Regions from separate parts of the Homo sapiens genome. Here region 2 is linked to region 1. The links are chromatin loops, found by intact Hi-C in ENCODE. Cell type or tissue: heart right ventricle. All regions are shown on one strand.

Region 1 (8,000 bases):
TTTTTAGGGACAAAAACTAGTTCTGGAGGAGGAGACTCATTTGTGTTTTGTTTGTTTATTGAGCAAGGATGTGAATGCATAAGGGCCAAACTTTCTCTTAATTCTGTCAGCTAAAGCTCAAAACTACACCTGACCATTCAAGTGTAAGGGTTTTTTTCTTTTCTTTTTCTTTTTTTTTTTTTTTAAGTTTTCTGAACTTTGCTGTAGATACAAGCATAGCCCTAGTATTTCAACCACATTCTTACCAAACCACCAGTAAATGGGCCTTATGATTCCATTTAAGAGGCCTTTCTTTGGCCATGGTTGAATATCTGGATGCTATAGAACATGCTTATAATGGACTTGCTGCCCAGAGATGTTTAGGAAGTTCAAGTGGATTCTGAGCCAGATGGTTGCTTTAGATCCGCACCAGTACGCAAAAGTTCTATAGCCAACATACTGCGTTAACTTGACACGGTTTAGACCAGTTAGACTGTGCAAAAAGAGGTAGTCTGCGCACACTACATGAGCCCTTTAGCACCCTGTTTGCTTTAGCACTTTCATCACTTTGTTTTCCAAAAACTCAAAACAGCCAAAAAACTGATTTGATATGGGAATCACGGTATTTTTCTTGTGTTTTTTGTTTGTTTGTTTGTTTCCAAATTGTCTAAATCACTAACCAAGATCATTCGACCAGCTTAGGAAAAACAAATAGATTGTGCCTTTGAGTTCAGTTTTGATTCTGTAAAGACTTTGCAAAGCCTACTTCACTAATTATGTGCTACTGTTAAATGGTATTTGATAGGTTGTTGGAAAAGATAGGGTAACTTATATGCACAGAAAAAAGAAATGTAGTTGCCCTTTCCAATGCATGGCAGCTTAACACTTCAATGTAGCCTTATCTTTGTATCTTGGTCTTGCCTTGTGATATTAGGATTGTGGTAATGATCCTACATATGAACTGCTTGACATAATAAACTTTGGGGTATCTTTCAACTTGTGAAAAACTATCGCTCTACACATTGGTAAGATTTTCCACAAAATTGAGGGTAGAGATAGGCATTGTAAAACTGTAAAGGAATTTTTTTTGAAGGTTTTCCCCAGAAAGCTTTTAAATATACAAGTTTCTTAAATATTAATAGGAAATGGTGACTAAAGCAAGAAAGAACAGAAATGTAAGGAAATGTTTTCCTAATTAATATTCCTGAGTCTTCAGAAATTTCCAGAAGTATGATTTATTTTCAGAGTCAATGGATAAATGCACTTGAATGCAAGTATTACTCTAATGTCCTATACTGAAACAAACTATTTTAAATGATTATCATTACTGTAAGTTGGAAATAGACCCCAGAATAAAACAAATCTATGTACTAATACATCTCTAAGATCAGGGTAATACAGGAAATTCATGTGACCATATAATGCTAAGTCCCATTGAGAAGTCAGGCTTATTTTTTTTTTCTGTCACTTCCTTAGCAAGTTTTTATAGTATATTAAGTAGGATTTAGGATACAAATAGTGCACATGACACAGTAGGATTTGGGATAGAAATTGTGCACATGACCAATTGTGAAAGAATGGCAAAAGGCATGCATTGGTGGACAAGTAAAGGACAGCTGGAAAAGTTTGACACACTATTGGAGATACACTGGTTGTGTGTGTGTGTGGGTGTACCAACAGCTGAGGCCACTTCCAAATGTGCAAAAACACAAAGCCTGCTTTAGCAGGTCACTGGAGAGGCCAGTCTTGGAGCTACTTGATGTTATTTAGAGATTGCCTTAGTATGCATGGGCAAGAACATTTATGTATATTGATGTATATAAAATATTTATAGAACCACCATGACCTGTGGAAATTTAAAACAACTTGCTAAGTACAAGGAGAAGGAACTAGTGCATAAATTATTCTGTGGCTGACTCCACTTAGGTCGAGAAGTAGCTTTTTATCCGTAGGTCATGATTCTTGGGAGGTTTACATGACTGCACTCAGCATCTAATCTAATGGGAAAATGTTGGTGAAACAAAAGGGTAAGGAGGAGATTCATATTTGTAATTCTTACCTACAAGACTGATAATGGTTCAGTGGTGAAAACAGGCTAGTTGAAAGATTTGGTGACTACAGGCTGTTTTATGCAGGATGGTTCATATCAAATTGCTGCATAATTTATTTCTAAATATGAGAGTTTAAGTCACTGATGTAGGAAATACATATCCTTTAATCATTTTGTCAAAGCTAAATCATCTGTTCTCTTATAATTGGAAAAAGGGACCATTAACCATGAAATTTTGGACATGCAGAAGTGTGTGTCCAACATGCTATTGAGAGAAATGTAGGTGGAGGTGGCATTTTAGACGAATATCTATTTCTTGTGGAAGAACTGGCCTGACTAAATATGCACCTTGGCAGTGGGATTAGGCAACTTGCTAGAGCTGTTCCAGCTCTCTTATGGAGGAACATAAATCATGCTATATAAAATTCAAAATGCAGAAAACTCTTTTTCTCAACTGGTTTCAAAACCTAAATTTCCAATGGCATTTTTTTTCCCTGCAGGATCTCAAAAGATAGAAACTGCATGATGTTGAACAGACAACTAGAAGAAACAACAGGTTTCAGAGAATTATGGCATTGCTTCTCAGTCTTCAGTTACTACTTCAAAGCATTGCTTTACTTTTTCTCTGAATATTATGGTAATAACCTTCATTCTTCTTACAACTCGGAGAAATTATCCAATGCAATTTTGTTTTATAGTTTCTGCCATTCCCTCCTTCTGTCTCCCGTTACAGCAATGAATACTAGTTTTCAGGTGCAGGTATTAAGAGGGCAATGGGGGGGATATAAAATGCACAGAGGAGGATTTGCTTTCTCATATATGGGTTCTGTAACTTGTAAGTGAGTAGATATTGGAGGATGGGTGCACAGTGAAACTTTCATGGACTTCTTGTTAGTAGTAACAAGAACACCTTCAAATATTCATCCTACTTTGCAGTGGCAATATGTGTATCAGTCCATAGTGATATTTTTCTAAAATACAGTTTCCAGAGGGCACAGTTGAGCCACTTAGTTTGCATTTCCCAGTGTAGACTGCTCTCTGACTTCCTGAGGGTGGCATCTTCTGGCCCTGTCTCCTTTCTACAGAAGTGATGGTATGTGGGCTCTCACCTAGTTTCAAACTGGACTACTTTTTCATGACGGTGATGAAGCCATTTAGAGGGACTTCCAAAAGTCCCATGGCTGTACTCACCCCATTCCCAGACCTTCATCACCAAAATGTTTTTCCTTTGAGGAAAATCATGTTGAAAAGAATTCTCATAATACTAACTAGTATTTATTGAACACTTATTAAGTGTTGCACGCTATGTGAAATGGTTTATATGAGCAAGATATCACAATATTTCAGCCAAAGCAAATGAAACTTAGATTAAATAATTTGCACAAATTTAAGTAGCTAGTAAATGTCAGAGCTGGGCTTCAAAATAAAGTCTGTCTTAATACAAACCCTTCACCACTATAGTACCCTGCCTACCAGGTAGCATTAAGACACCAGAGATGGTTTGGATGCAGAAATAAAATGGTTATTCCAATATCTACTTCAAATGTGGAGGGCTTGGGATTTTTCTGCTTATGCACATGCAAAGACCCAAAGAAAAATGCTGTCACACTCTGATTTAAAAAAAAATATGCAACAGAAAGGAAAATACATTATAATCATGCAACTAAACCAGCAGCCACTGAGGCAAGTTTTAAGATTAGAACAGCCCCAGATTTTTGGAGTACATGAATAGAATTTTTAAAATATTTTATCTGGTTTGCTCATCCCTGATCCCCATTCCCTACTTCACCACCAATGAAATATTTTTTCCACTTGAAAGATTAGGTAACTGGTATGTTTGAGTAATCCCACATGCTTAATAAATGATTACATAACAGTTTATTTGGCATTACCTCAGAGTTTTCTTTGTGAATTTAGAGTAATCTCTGCCAATGTGTCTTCTTAAGTATTTCATATTTATTTTATACTTTTGAATGAACCCAATGGTGATTTTTAATTTAAGGAGGTCAGGAACAACTTGGATTTGTTGCTTAAAAGAAAAAAAAAAGTTTGTATTTCTTTAAAAACAGCTTTTATTAGTGACAGCTTCTGAGGCAAAAGGATTGTAATCCATCCGAGCAAGTTCTAACAGGTCAAGATTCCTGTTAAATTTTCTATGAGTGTCTCTGCAGAGAGTCACCAGAAATTCTTGGCAGGATTTAGAGAAGAAGTTGGTGTTACTTTGCTCCTCTTGAATGTGATATTTTCAGCTGTTGCTGGTTTCTTGCATAGTCACCACAACTCTCAATTGCTAACATGTTGAAAAAGCAAGAACTGCAGAAGATTGAAGTATAACTTCTAGAAAGACATTCACAAATAGGTATCAATATATTTTCCCTCTGACTCTTCCCCTTAAATGTAATTTAAGAAAAAAAAAAAGCTGTATTTTTCCAGTTTTGCCTCAATGTAAAGCATCCCTTTGAGCTGCTATTTGTTGGATAATTTGTTCACAGGAATGTATTGGTTTAATCTGGGTGCTGCCACCAACCCACCCCCAGCTTGACAGGGAATTATTTCACGATAAATTCAGGAAGGACAACTTGCAAACTGTAACCTGAGAGTGACTTTAGATCATTTGTTTTTGTGTTTATGTAACAGTGATTAGTGGATCTTCTGAGATTCTATTTAGGGAGAAAGAGACATTTAGCAGTTAGTGCTAGTGACTACAGTTTTTGATGTGAGAAGATTGGTATACATTTCAATAACATGCCTAATTTTTAAAACATTCTAAATATATGGCTTAAAAAAAAGTTGTGTTGCTAACAAACTGTTTAACTTGTTCTAAAGGCTATACAGCTAATCACACAGTGTTTCAATCTGGAACAAGTGATTAGTCATCTGAAAATTCATGCAGCATTGTCAGTGTACAAACAGATATATCTAAATGAAACCCTCAGCTTTAGATTGCAAATTTGTCTAATGAACTGAAAGAGTTAAGGTTTTAAAGATTATAATTTCACCTCTGAATAGTTTATTTAGAGAAACCAGACTTGCATTTTCCAGTTGTCAACCCTTAACTTTCCCAAACACCCTCCCAACTGAAGCCTGCACAGCAATTCCTGACTACACAGCCTGACCTCTGCCGCCAGATCTCACATAGAAAAGGGGTGGAGTCTTTGAGGGAGGAGGGTCAGCACAAGTGAATGTAGATATTCTTAGAACTCTGGCCCTAAAATGTGCCAGTGTTAGAGTGAGATGGTAGAGTGAAATGCCTACGTTGGCGGCTCTTTAGTGACATGCTCCTTGGAGCCCTTTAGCCTCCATGCATAGATCCTGCCCTGTCCTAGACTTTTGGGGCCAGTCTTGCCTCTAGAACCTCATTTCTCAACCACAATCCTTTTTGATCAATGTAAAAATTTTGCATTCAAAATAAGTATTTGTAAGTAAAAGCAAAATTGAAGACAAGTGATTTGTTACACACAAGACAAGACTTCGATACGTTCCTTTCCTGTTGCATCATTTTCCAATCCCTCTACCTCTACTGGGGAGAGCCTTGTTTCTATAAGGAGCTCTAGGCCATTTTCTTTTGAACTGTTCAAACAGGACCAGTGACTAGTACTCTTGTTCCTGGACTCCAACCATCCCCTCTGAGCCACTCCTTTAGCTCCCTGCCTGTACTTTAGTTCAGATCTGCAGTATAGCTTCCCTTGCCCTAGTCCTGCCCTGTCAAGGGTGGTAGTCAAGTGCCTTATGCCCCATTGCCAGAGTCTGGGTCACTTCTTGCTCTGGTTGGACCCCATGGGTACATGTCCCACACATCCACCCACCTCCATCACCACCACTACGACAAGGGCCAGGTGGTAATGACTGTCCTGCCTAACAAGAATTGCTCTTTGCTGATTGCATGTCCACCCACATCTGACCATCCACGTGGGCTGTTGGTTTTCTGACTTGGGCGTTTCTATCTGGCTTGCCCACCACTGATCCATAGATTGATCTATAGATCTCAGTATCTTTCTTCAAAAGGTAGAAGCCATGGAATACAGCAATTCTAGGAGTTCACTTTGGGCACTTACCATGTTACCGCAGAGTCCAGTAATATACTAAAAGTGTTTGAGGGTAAAATACTTAACACCTATCCTCCTTTTTTGGCTTGGAAACATTTTAGTATGTCAACATGTCATCTAATTGTGTGGTTTTCAACAGTAAAATATTTTCAATCATGAAGTTCCAAAAGGGATGACTGATTGGGATTTTCTTTATAGCTGAGCAGCACTGTTCATGTAATATCTAGTAATTGCACAATGGAAAAGCATCCCATACCACTGTTGACCACACTGGAGGAGTGGTGAGAGGGTACTGTCATGATGTCACTTCACTATTGTTGAGTAGCTAATTATCTCCATCTAATCAAATATATGTATTGAGACCTTGCTGTTTCAAGACACGAACATAAGATATAGTGCCTGATTCCCAGGATATCAATCCAGTAGGATAGTAGGAAGATAAGACATGTGGCCGGGTGCAGTGGCTCATGCCTGTAATCCCAGCACTTTGGGAGGCTGAGGCAGGTGTATCACCTGAGGTCAGGAGTTCGAGAACAGCCTGACCAACATGGAGAAACCCTGTCTCTACTTAAAAAATACAAAATTAGCTGAGTGTGGTGGCACATGCCTGTAATCCCAGCTACTCGGGAGGCTGAGGCAGGAGAATCGCTTGAACCCGGGAGGTGGAGGTTGTGGTGAGCCAAGATTGCACCATTGCACTCCAGCCTAGGCAACAAGAGCGAAACTCAGTCTTTAAAAAAAAAAAAAAGACACGTCTACAAATAGTATAATGCAATGCAAAATATAGTAGGTACCAAAAGAAAAGTTTGAGGGAAGGATAAAGAAGACTCAGAGGGAAGAATGGAACAGGTAAATTTTATAAGAGTGAATCTTGAAAGATGAGTAGCTTATTGACCCAAGGAGATGTTAAAAAGAAAATTCTGAACTGAAGAGACCCTGTGAACAAAACCAAGAAGGTGGGGAAGCTGGTATGGTGTTTGAGGAGCAAGAGCCAAGTTTCATGCTGACTAAAGGTGTTGAATGAACCAGAGGCATTTTCTATCAGGCAAATTGTAGCCATTGTACAATATCAGAAATACAAAATCCCATTATCATAAAAACCACCATGTGAGTGGTGTGCATTTTCTTGGAGTCATTCATTTATTCAACAAACATTTATTAAATGTATTTGGCCCTGGAGCACTAACGAGATCAGACATGGCTACTGTCCCTAAACAGCTCATGTGGCAAGCGCTCTGTTAAAACTCCTCATCAATGCTGAGTGTGTGGAAATCAAAGACAGGTAACTGTCCAGTGGGAAGACAGGAGGGATAGGGATAGAGAAGACTGTCCAGTGAGTGATATGCAGGACTGTGGGATATAGCAGAAGGTTTTGGAAGAAGAGGAGGAGTTCAATTTTAAATATATTGTGTCTGAGGTGCTTTTCCATTTGGGTGTGTGGGTTTAGAATTGTAGGGGTAGATTTTGTGCTGGAGTAAAGACTTGGGGGTCATGTGGTATGATGGTATTTCAAGATAGAGACCTGGATAAGGTCACCTAAGGGAGAGTGTGGAGAAGAGCAAAGGCTCTTTTGAATCGTGCCTTTTTCCCCATCTCCTTAGGTCAATAGGATACTCATCTTTCAAAGTGTTTTTTGGAAGATGAGTAGGTATTAACCAGATGTAGAGAGTGAAAAGTGAATTCCAAACAGGTAGATGATATAAGTAAAGATGTGTGTCAAGAGGGGCCATCACTCATTCAGTGAACTACAAGTCACTCAATATGGCTTAAGCACAGGGTACCTGAGGACAAGCATTGGAAGATGAGGCAGAAAAATGGTAAGAATCATATTTACCATGCTAAAGAATATGAACTTTATTCTGTAGAATATGGGTTACTATTAAAGAATTTTAAGCAGGTGACTGATGTGATCGGAGTCGAATTTT
Region 2 (8,000 bases), 180 kb after region 1:
TACTCTAGTAGTTCTAAAACTTTACTATAAGCATCATCTGGAGGGCTCATGAATATATAGAATGCTGTGCTTACCCAGGAGTTTCTGATCAATAGCTCTGGGGTGGGGCCTGAAAATTTGCATTGCTAATAGTTTTCTAGATGCCGCTGATGTGTTTGAGATTCTTAATGTCCAGTGTGCCAATAGCATATTGGTTCACCCAGTCTGACCCCATGATTTTAGGGGAAATGTAAAGCTTGATTATGGGAGAAACCTAGTTTTCTGGATAGGGGGCTTTTTTTTTTTCATCCTGGGTGTCACCTTCTGGGACACTCACCACTCTTGCCTAGGGACAAATATCTCTGTTGCTCCTTGCCTAATTATTTTAGAGGAACCTATCCCTTTTGCAGTTTTTAAAGTCACCTGGTTAGTGGCCACTCTGCTCAGACCATCCATCAGTTTTGGGCTTAGAGCAGTCCTAGAGCCCCTTGTTTTTTCTGACTTGCTTCTCCAGTGCATGATTAGGTTACAGACTCTTTCTTCAATTAATTCTACTGGCCTCTTTTGTTGAAGGGATTCTTCAAAGTTTCTATTCTTTTGGGGGACCCCTTCAGTTTGATCTAGTATCTTTGTCGATATCTGCTTTACATAGTTTTTCTACAATTATTAGGCATTAGGATGAGAGTAAGGGATGCATCAGCATAAGCTCTATCATCAGTCTTGATCCGGCCTCTTCACATTTTATTTTTATTTATGAGTTTAATAAATAAAATTATAAACTCTCAGAAAAAAATGATAAACTCTCTCAGCTATATCATAAACTTTTTGAGGGTTTAGTACTATGGTGTACTTTCAAACATATTCATGTTTCATACAAGTTAATAAATATTTGTTTGCTTCAGTCTCCATTTTATCTAACCTGCCTTTGGTGGTTTCCACACATACCTACCTGATGTGTATTTAGGAAAACACAGTTTTGTTATAAACATGAGCCTAAGCTAGTGGCATTTAAGATAAGATGGAGATAATTAATATGTATGACAATAATAGTATTTATTGAGGACTCATGATGTACCAGGCTTGGGTTAAGCACTTTATATGTATACTCTTATTATCACTGTTTTACACATGAGGGTACTAAAGCATAGAGATGGCAAGTAACTTATCCAATCAAACAACTAGTGAGTAGCAGAAGGAAGATTCAAACTAAGTTTTACTCCAGAGTCTATTCTGTTAAGGATCGTACAAACATCCTTCTGGGAAGGTATATTTGCGAGATGTCAAAGTCAAATAGCAGTCACATGCATTATACATGTTTTTTATGTTAGTGTTTGTGAAAATATGTATTTGGAGCTAAAACTAGACTCAGTTATTTTGTTGTGGAATTGGAATTGAAATAATCATCATTGCCTTTATTGTCTGATCAAAAAGTTGATGATAGGCACTTTCTATTTCCTTTTAATTTAACTATAGGTGATAGTGATACAGACTTACTACAGGCAATGGCATGCTAAAATCTTCGTAGAGAATTTAAGAAGACAGAAAAGCTTAAGACTGGAATGGGAAACACAGCAAGAACTAAGGAAGATAAGAGAAAAAGAAGAATGGATAAAATTGGACTATCACCGGAGGCATAATCCTAAAACAAATGAAGATTTTGAATTTCTTTATAATGCATTAGAATGTAAGTTGGACACAGGCTTTGCAAAAAATATTTTTAAATTCTTCATTAATAGGAAAAACAGATTTACTGCAGACAAAAGGAAGGTGTTATTATTTTAGGGAGATGTCTTGGAAATTTGCAGTAGAGAATTTTGAAAGATGAATACCACTTTATATTTGGAATAAGAATTAAGGCTGAAATGAAATTAGAAATGCTTTTATATTAACAATTAAAATGTACATACTGCTTTGTGAATTATGCAGTTTTAGTATATTATTTCATTTGATCCTCATTCATGTGAGATAAAGAGAGAAAGTACTGTGTAATCTAGTTTTCTTGTGGTTTGGGAATTTTGAACTCAGAGTTGAGCTGTTCTTTAATCCCTCAATCCAGCATCCTGTCTGATTTTGCTCTTTAGAGAAGGGGCTTGGCAATATTTTTAAAATTCCCCCTTATTAATAATACTATATAAATGTATATTCTCTACACCTTGACTTTTATACCTTATTTCTTCTACAGTGTGTGTGCTAGTCATGGATAAATTAAAAGTTTCAGTTATTTGAACAAGCCAGGCACTCTTTACCCAGGCAGTAGATACACGATTCCCCTTCTTGGAGGTGTTTCTCCATTGCCCACCTTTGGATCTCAGGTTAAATGTCACCTGCTTAAAGGTTTTTGTGAATGACAACATAAGTTGGATATTCTTTTGTCATCTTATGGTCCTCATTGCACCTGAAACTTTTCATTTTTATCACCACAGTTGGTAATACTACATCTTTTTTTCAGTCTCAGTTATTTCTTTAGTAATAATACATCTTTTGTTTAACATTTATTTCTGCCATGAGGGAATAATTCATTTATTTTTTGATGAGCTGCCTTTTACTGTGCTTAGCTCATATGCCCAACAAATGTTCATAAAATGAATGAATGAATGAATGAAAGGAAGAAATCCAGGGTTATACTAATGCAACTGTCTCTAGCTTCTGCTTTGCCAGCAGTACCTGGTAAGGTGGAAATAACTGGAGCAGAAGAGTTACTTAATACACCAGATATCTGAGAGTGGAGAAATTAGACCCTTATGAAGACACAGAAAAATTTAAAACCTAGAAATAGCCTCAATTGGCTTTTGTAGTTGAATGGGATATTTTAGTCCAAGGAAATAAATTTTTGACCTCTCTCTGATTATTTATAACACTAAGCAAATTTTCTTCCATTTGTTTGTTTCATTACATACTATTTTTTTTGTGGATGTTATATGTTCTGTTCCTCAAGTTGCAGTTTCCTTTCTAATTGGCTACATTTTTAAGCATCAGATATTGAGTCTTTTTATAGCTATAAGATAATATGCTATTTACCAAAAATAATATAATTAAACATTAGGGCTAATAAACAATATTAATAAATTCATTTTCCTGGTAACGTAAAAATTGAGTGGCTTTAGGAATATTTATAGCTTATGGTAAATATTTACAACTACTATGGTAGTATTTGAGGTAACTGTTAAGCCTGCTCCCTAGAATTGTGTGTCTGTTTTCCATTTTATCCTAATCATTGTCCTCTGGAAATACTGCTTATTTTACTTTAAACTTCACTTCTACTTCCATTTTTTCTGTCAGATGATAACAAAGATTATTAAGTGTCAGTACTTCAATAGAGAACATCGTTAGCCAGGTATCTATGAAAGGTCTTATTGACAAGTTTAAAACTAACATTCTGTTAGAGCAGAGCTCTGTTAAAATAATATTCTAAATTCTTATGTGACTAAAGGATACCATTGTTATCTTTGTGTGGTTAACAGACAACTGTGCAAAATAATAGAAAATATGTTGAATGAGCTTCTGCCTGTTCTACTTATTAGTGGTGTTAATTAGGACAAGTTTCTCACTTATCCTAAACCTCGATTTCTTCATCTATCAAAAGGAATTAATAATTTTTGGCCTGTCTACTTCAGAGGGCTTAATAGAGTAAAAAGTATAAAATATTACATTTATGAAAGTATTTCAAAAAGTACAAGGACCTATACATATGCGAGCTATTGTTCTATGGCAAATGATTTTATACAGAATTTTCATACTAAAGTAGAACAGATATATTTTATATAAGTCCACATATGATTTATATATGGAGGAAAATGAAATCCATGAAGTTTCTTATATAAAAGAGACATCTTTCGGGTTTTTCTAGTTCTAAAATTCCAAATTAAAAGCCTTGGAATAATAATTTTTAAGTTCTGTTAAAAAATCTGTGGTTTACAAGCTCAATAATTTATATTGCTCTTCTGTAATTTTCTTCATTTCATATTCATAACTCCATTCCTTGGAGCTGCTGCCCTCTTGTGGCTCATAATGATAATTGTATACTTTGAGCTATAATTCATAATATGAAACTTAACTTTTCCTCGAGGTAGTCTGTTCTTCAGTAATAAAAGCAAAATGATATTAATTTAAGAAAATAAACTTAGCTGTATAAGGTAATATGTCAAAGAGGAGGCTATCTCCAGGCAATAATATTTGATTTTCATGTCTTTTTATAGCAGTATGTTGAGGGTGATCTCTTTTATCGTTCTGAATTGTCACTAGGGCCATTACTTGGAAAAAAAGGTGCTAAGTATCCCATATTCTAAATAGAATAATTGGGGTTGTTTTGTCTATTTAAAAATTTTATATAGGCAGAATTATGCAGAATATAATTTTTTGTTTGTTTTTCAAAATTCAATATTATGTCATGAGACCGATCCTTGCTGTTGTGAGTAGTTGCCCTTTGTATGCCATTGCATGGATGTGCCATAACTTATGTATCCATTTTACTGTGGATTTGGTCCTTCCCACCCCTCCTCCCTGCCCCCCCAACTAGTTTTTGGCAAATATGTGTATATGTATATATATTCACCAAAAGATGTTTGTAGTAGTACTACTTGTGTATATGTATATATACACACATGCACACACACACACACACACACACACACACACACACACACACACATACACACACATTTCTCTCAGGGTGTAAACCTAGCAGTGGAATTGCTGGTTCATAGGATATACGTAATTCAGCTTTAGCAAATCCTGCCAGATGGTTTTTTAGAGGTTGTACCATTTTAAACTCCTATGAAAGAGTATCAGAGTTTTAATTGCTGTCATCCACTCCAACATTGGACGCTTCTGTCTTTTTCATTTTAGCCCTTCTGGAGGGTGCTATCACCCTGCCTTATTTTTGACTGAGGCTCCAATAGGTGAGATATCAGGATACCAGAGTCAATGAGAGTCAATCTCTCTCTCCCTCATAAAGAATTTACAAACCAAGTAAAATAGGACCTATTTCTTGGCTCATGGGTCACTTAGCAAGATAAAACATATAAGAAGGGCTAGGAGAGATTTGAAGAGGTTAGTAAGGTAGGTTTTTTTTGGAGAGAGCCATTGCTATGCTTTGGGGTTGGGGTGGGTAGGTTGTGTTATTTTCTGACCAAATGCCTAGTGAAAGGAGCTTCAAGGGAGTATTCCTGGTGAGCTTGGAAATGTTCCCTGTGTTTGGGGGACAACGAGGATTGTTGCCTGAACCTTGACCAGGATGGTAGACTGGGGTCTGAGTCCAAACAAAGAAACCTAGAGAACTAGAGGAGGGCTTTCAGACTTCTTTGATATTGGAGAGTGCTGCCGCATTATTTATAGCACTCCCAGGATTTTTAAAACAGAGATGTATCTTTGTTTTCTATCAAAAGGGGACTATACAGTAGAGAATACAAGAGAGATTGAGCCTGCAACAGGGCAATTTGAGGTGCTCTTGGTCCTGTTTAATAGGACCAGCTATAGAAGTGAAGGGATCTTGTCAGAAAGAAGCTTGAAGTGAACAGCTAGATTATCCCTAAGTGGCTACCTAGAGTGCAGATACATCTGTCTTGGGCCAGGGGAGTTGCGGTTCAGCTCAAGATCCTCAGGATGGTGAGTTTGAATCATCTGAGAGGCCTGGAGAGTGGGGTGAGTAAGAACTACCCCTTCTCATTCACTCATCTCCCAAAGGAGTACAGAAGAGAAACAGCAGCTAGTGGTGAGGAAAGGAACTGAGAGGTGAGGGTGTGTTCAGAGGATCTACCCTTTCCCCGCTCAGGCAGGTTTCCATTCTTTCAGTCTTTGGCATGTCTTTTCATTCTCTTAACAGTGTCTTTCTTAGAGCAAAAGTTTTTAATTTCAATAAGTCCTATTAGTTTCTTCTCGTGTGAATCATGCTTTTGGTGTTATACCTAAAAACTCATCACCAAACTTAAGGTCACACAGCTTTTCTCCTATGTGCTCTGGAAGTTTTATAGTGTTATATTTTGAATTTAGGTATAACATCCAGTTTGAAATAAATTTTGTATGAGATGTGAGATATGTGTTGAGATGAATGTTTAAACTTTTTGCTTTTGAACATCCAGTCGTTCCTTTAGCATTTGTTGAAAACACTGTCATTTCTCCATTGCATTGCCTTTGTATCTTTGTTAAGTTCGTAGTCCATTCAGGCTACTATAACAAAATGCCATATATATAAATAACAGAAATTTATTTTTTAGAGTTCTCAAGTCTGGGAACTCCAAGGGCACCAGCAGACTCAGTGTCTGGGGATGGTTTGTTTCCTGGTTCATAGATGGTGCCTTCTCACTGTGATCTCACATAGCAGAAAGGATGAAGAGCTTTCTTGGGTCTATTTAATAAGGGCAATAATCCCATTCATGAGGGTTCCACCCTCATTACCTAATCACATCCCCAAAGGCCCTGTTAATGCCTTGTCTTTATGTATTGTCAGACTTGATTTGCCAAAATTTTGTTTTGGAATTTTTGCATCTACATTCCTAAGGGATATTGATCTGTGACTTTTTTTTCCTTGTTATGTTACTGTCTGGTTTTAGTATTTGGATAATGCTAATCTCCTCTGTGCTCTTCAATTTTCTAAAACAGTTCGTGTAGAATTAGTAGGATCTCTTCATAAAATGTTAGGAATTCAACAGTGACACCAACTAGGTCTGGAATTTTCTTTGTGGGAAGGTTTAAACTATAAATTCAATTCTTTAATAAATATAGGGGTATTCATGTGACTTATTTATCATTGAGTAAGCTTTGATAGTTATTGTCTTTAAAGGAATTGGTAATTTTTTTCTGAGTTGTTGGATTTATTGGCATAAAGATGTTAATAATGTTCCATGTTATCCTTTTAATACCTATAGGATCTATAGTGATGTTACCTCAATTACTGATACTGGTAATTTTGTGTTTCCTTCTTTTTTTCCTGATCAGTCTGCCTAGGGATTTATCAGTTTTATTACTCTTCCCCTGATTTTTCCCAGTTCTTTTTCTCTGTTCCATTTTGTTAATTTCTATTGTTATTTATTTCCTTCATTATGCTTACCTTTGGTTCAGTTTACTCCTCTTCTAGTCCTGTGGTGGAAGCTGAGGTCATTTGATTTGAGACCTTTCTTCTTTCCTAATTATAGGTGTTTGGTGCTGTAAATTTTCCCTTAAGTACTGCTTCAGCTGCATCCTCACATTTTGATATGTTGAGTTGAAATTTTCTTTCAGTTCAAAATACTTTCTAATTATCCTTTTGATTATTTCTTGACCCATGGGATACTTAGAAGTAGGTTATTTAATTGCTAAATAGTTGGGGATTTTTCAGATATCTTTCTGTTATTGATTTCTAATTTTATTGTAATGAGAGAATGTAATTTTGTATAATTTGAGGTTTGAGGTTTGAGGTTTGTTTGTTTTTTTTTTTTTCCAAGATGGTGTTTTGCTCTTGTTGCCCAGGCTGGAGTGCAATGGCATGATCTTGGCTCACCACAACCTCTGACTCCCGGGTTCAAGCGATTCTCCTGCCTCAGCCTCCTGAGTAGCTGGGATTACAGGCACTTGCCACCACACCCGGCTAATTTTGTATTTTTAGTAGAGATGGGGTTTCTCCATGTTGGTCAGGCTGCTCATGAACTCCTGACCTCAGGTGATCTGCCCACCTCTGCCTTCCAAAGTGCTGAGATTACAGGCGTGAGCCAATGCACCCGGCCAATTTGAGTTCTTTTAAATTTATTGATACTTATTTTAACAACTAGAATACAAATTACATTGGAGAATATTCTGTGTGCATGTAGGAAGAATTTGCATTCTATTATGGTTGGGTGTAGTGATCAATAAATGGCCATTAGATCAAGTTAATTGATAATGTTGTTTAAATTTTCTTTATTTTTACAAATTTCCCATTTATTTGTATATCAGTTATTGTGAGGGGGTATTGAAATCTCAGACTGTAATTGTGAATTTTCCTATTTGTCTTTTCAATTTTATCAGATTTTGCTTCATGTATTGTGAAACTTTCTTATTAGATGTAAAAA

What was found. Hi-C counts contacts between places; a loop is a spot of excess contacts. Peaks named below come from ENCODE experiments on the same cell type or tissue, not always from the same donor. Only the 100,000 strongest peaks of a DNase experiment are listed, where the experiment ranks them.
Region 2: it touches region 1 in a loop (2.8-fold over the local background); 8 of 110 quality-filtered maps call a loop at or near these places.

The regions. Positions count from the first base shown.
Region 1 is chr7:123,671,126-123,679,125 of GRCh38, reverse strand. No RefSeq gene overlaps it. Among named protein-coding and RNA genes, the nearest start is that of LMOD2, 19 kb to the right of the region's middle. In heart right ventricle, no CTCF peak of the experiment used is centred here; no DNase peak of the experiment used is centred here; H3K27ac peaks cover 3,557 bases.
Region 2 is chr7:123,490,359-123,498,358 of GRCh38, reverse strand. It overlaps IQUB (IQ motif and ubiquitin domain containing), which reads left to right. Exons shown (of 13, transcript NM_178827.5): 7 at 1,453-1,663. Among named protein-coding and RNA genes, the nearest start is that of IQUB, 40 kb to the left of the region's middle. In heart right ventricle, CTCF peaks have their summits at 3,770 and 3,970 (motif pointing left); no DNase peak of the experiment used is centred here.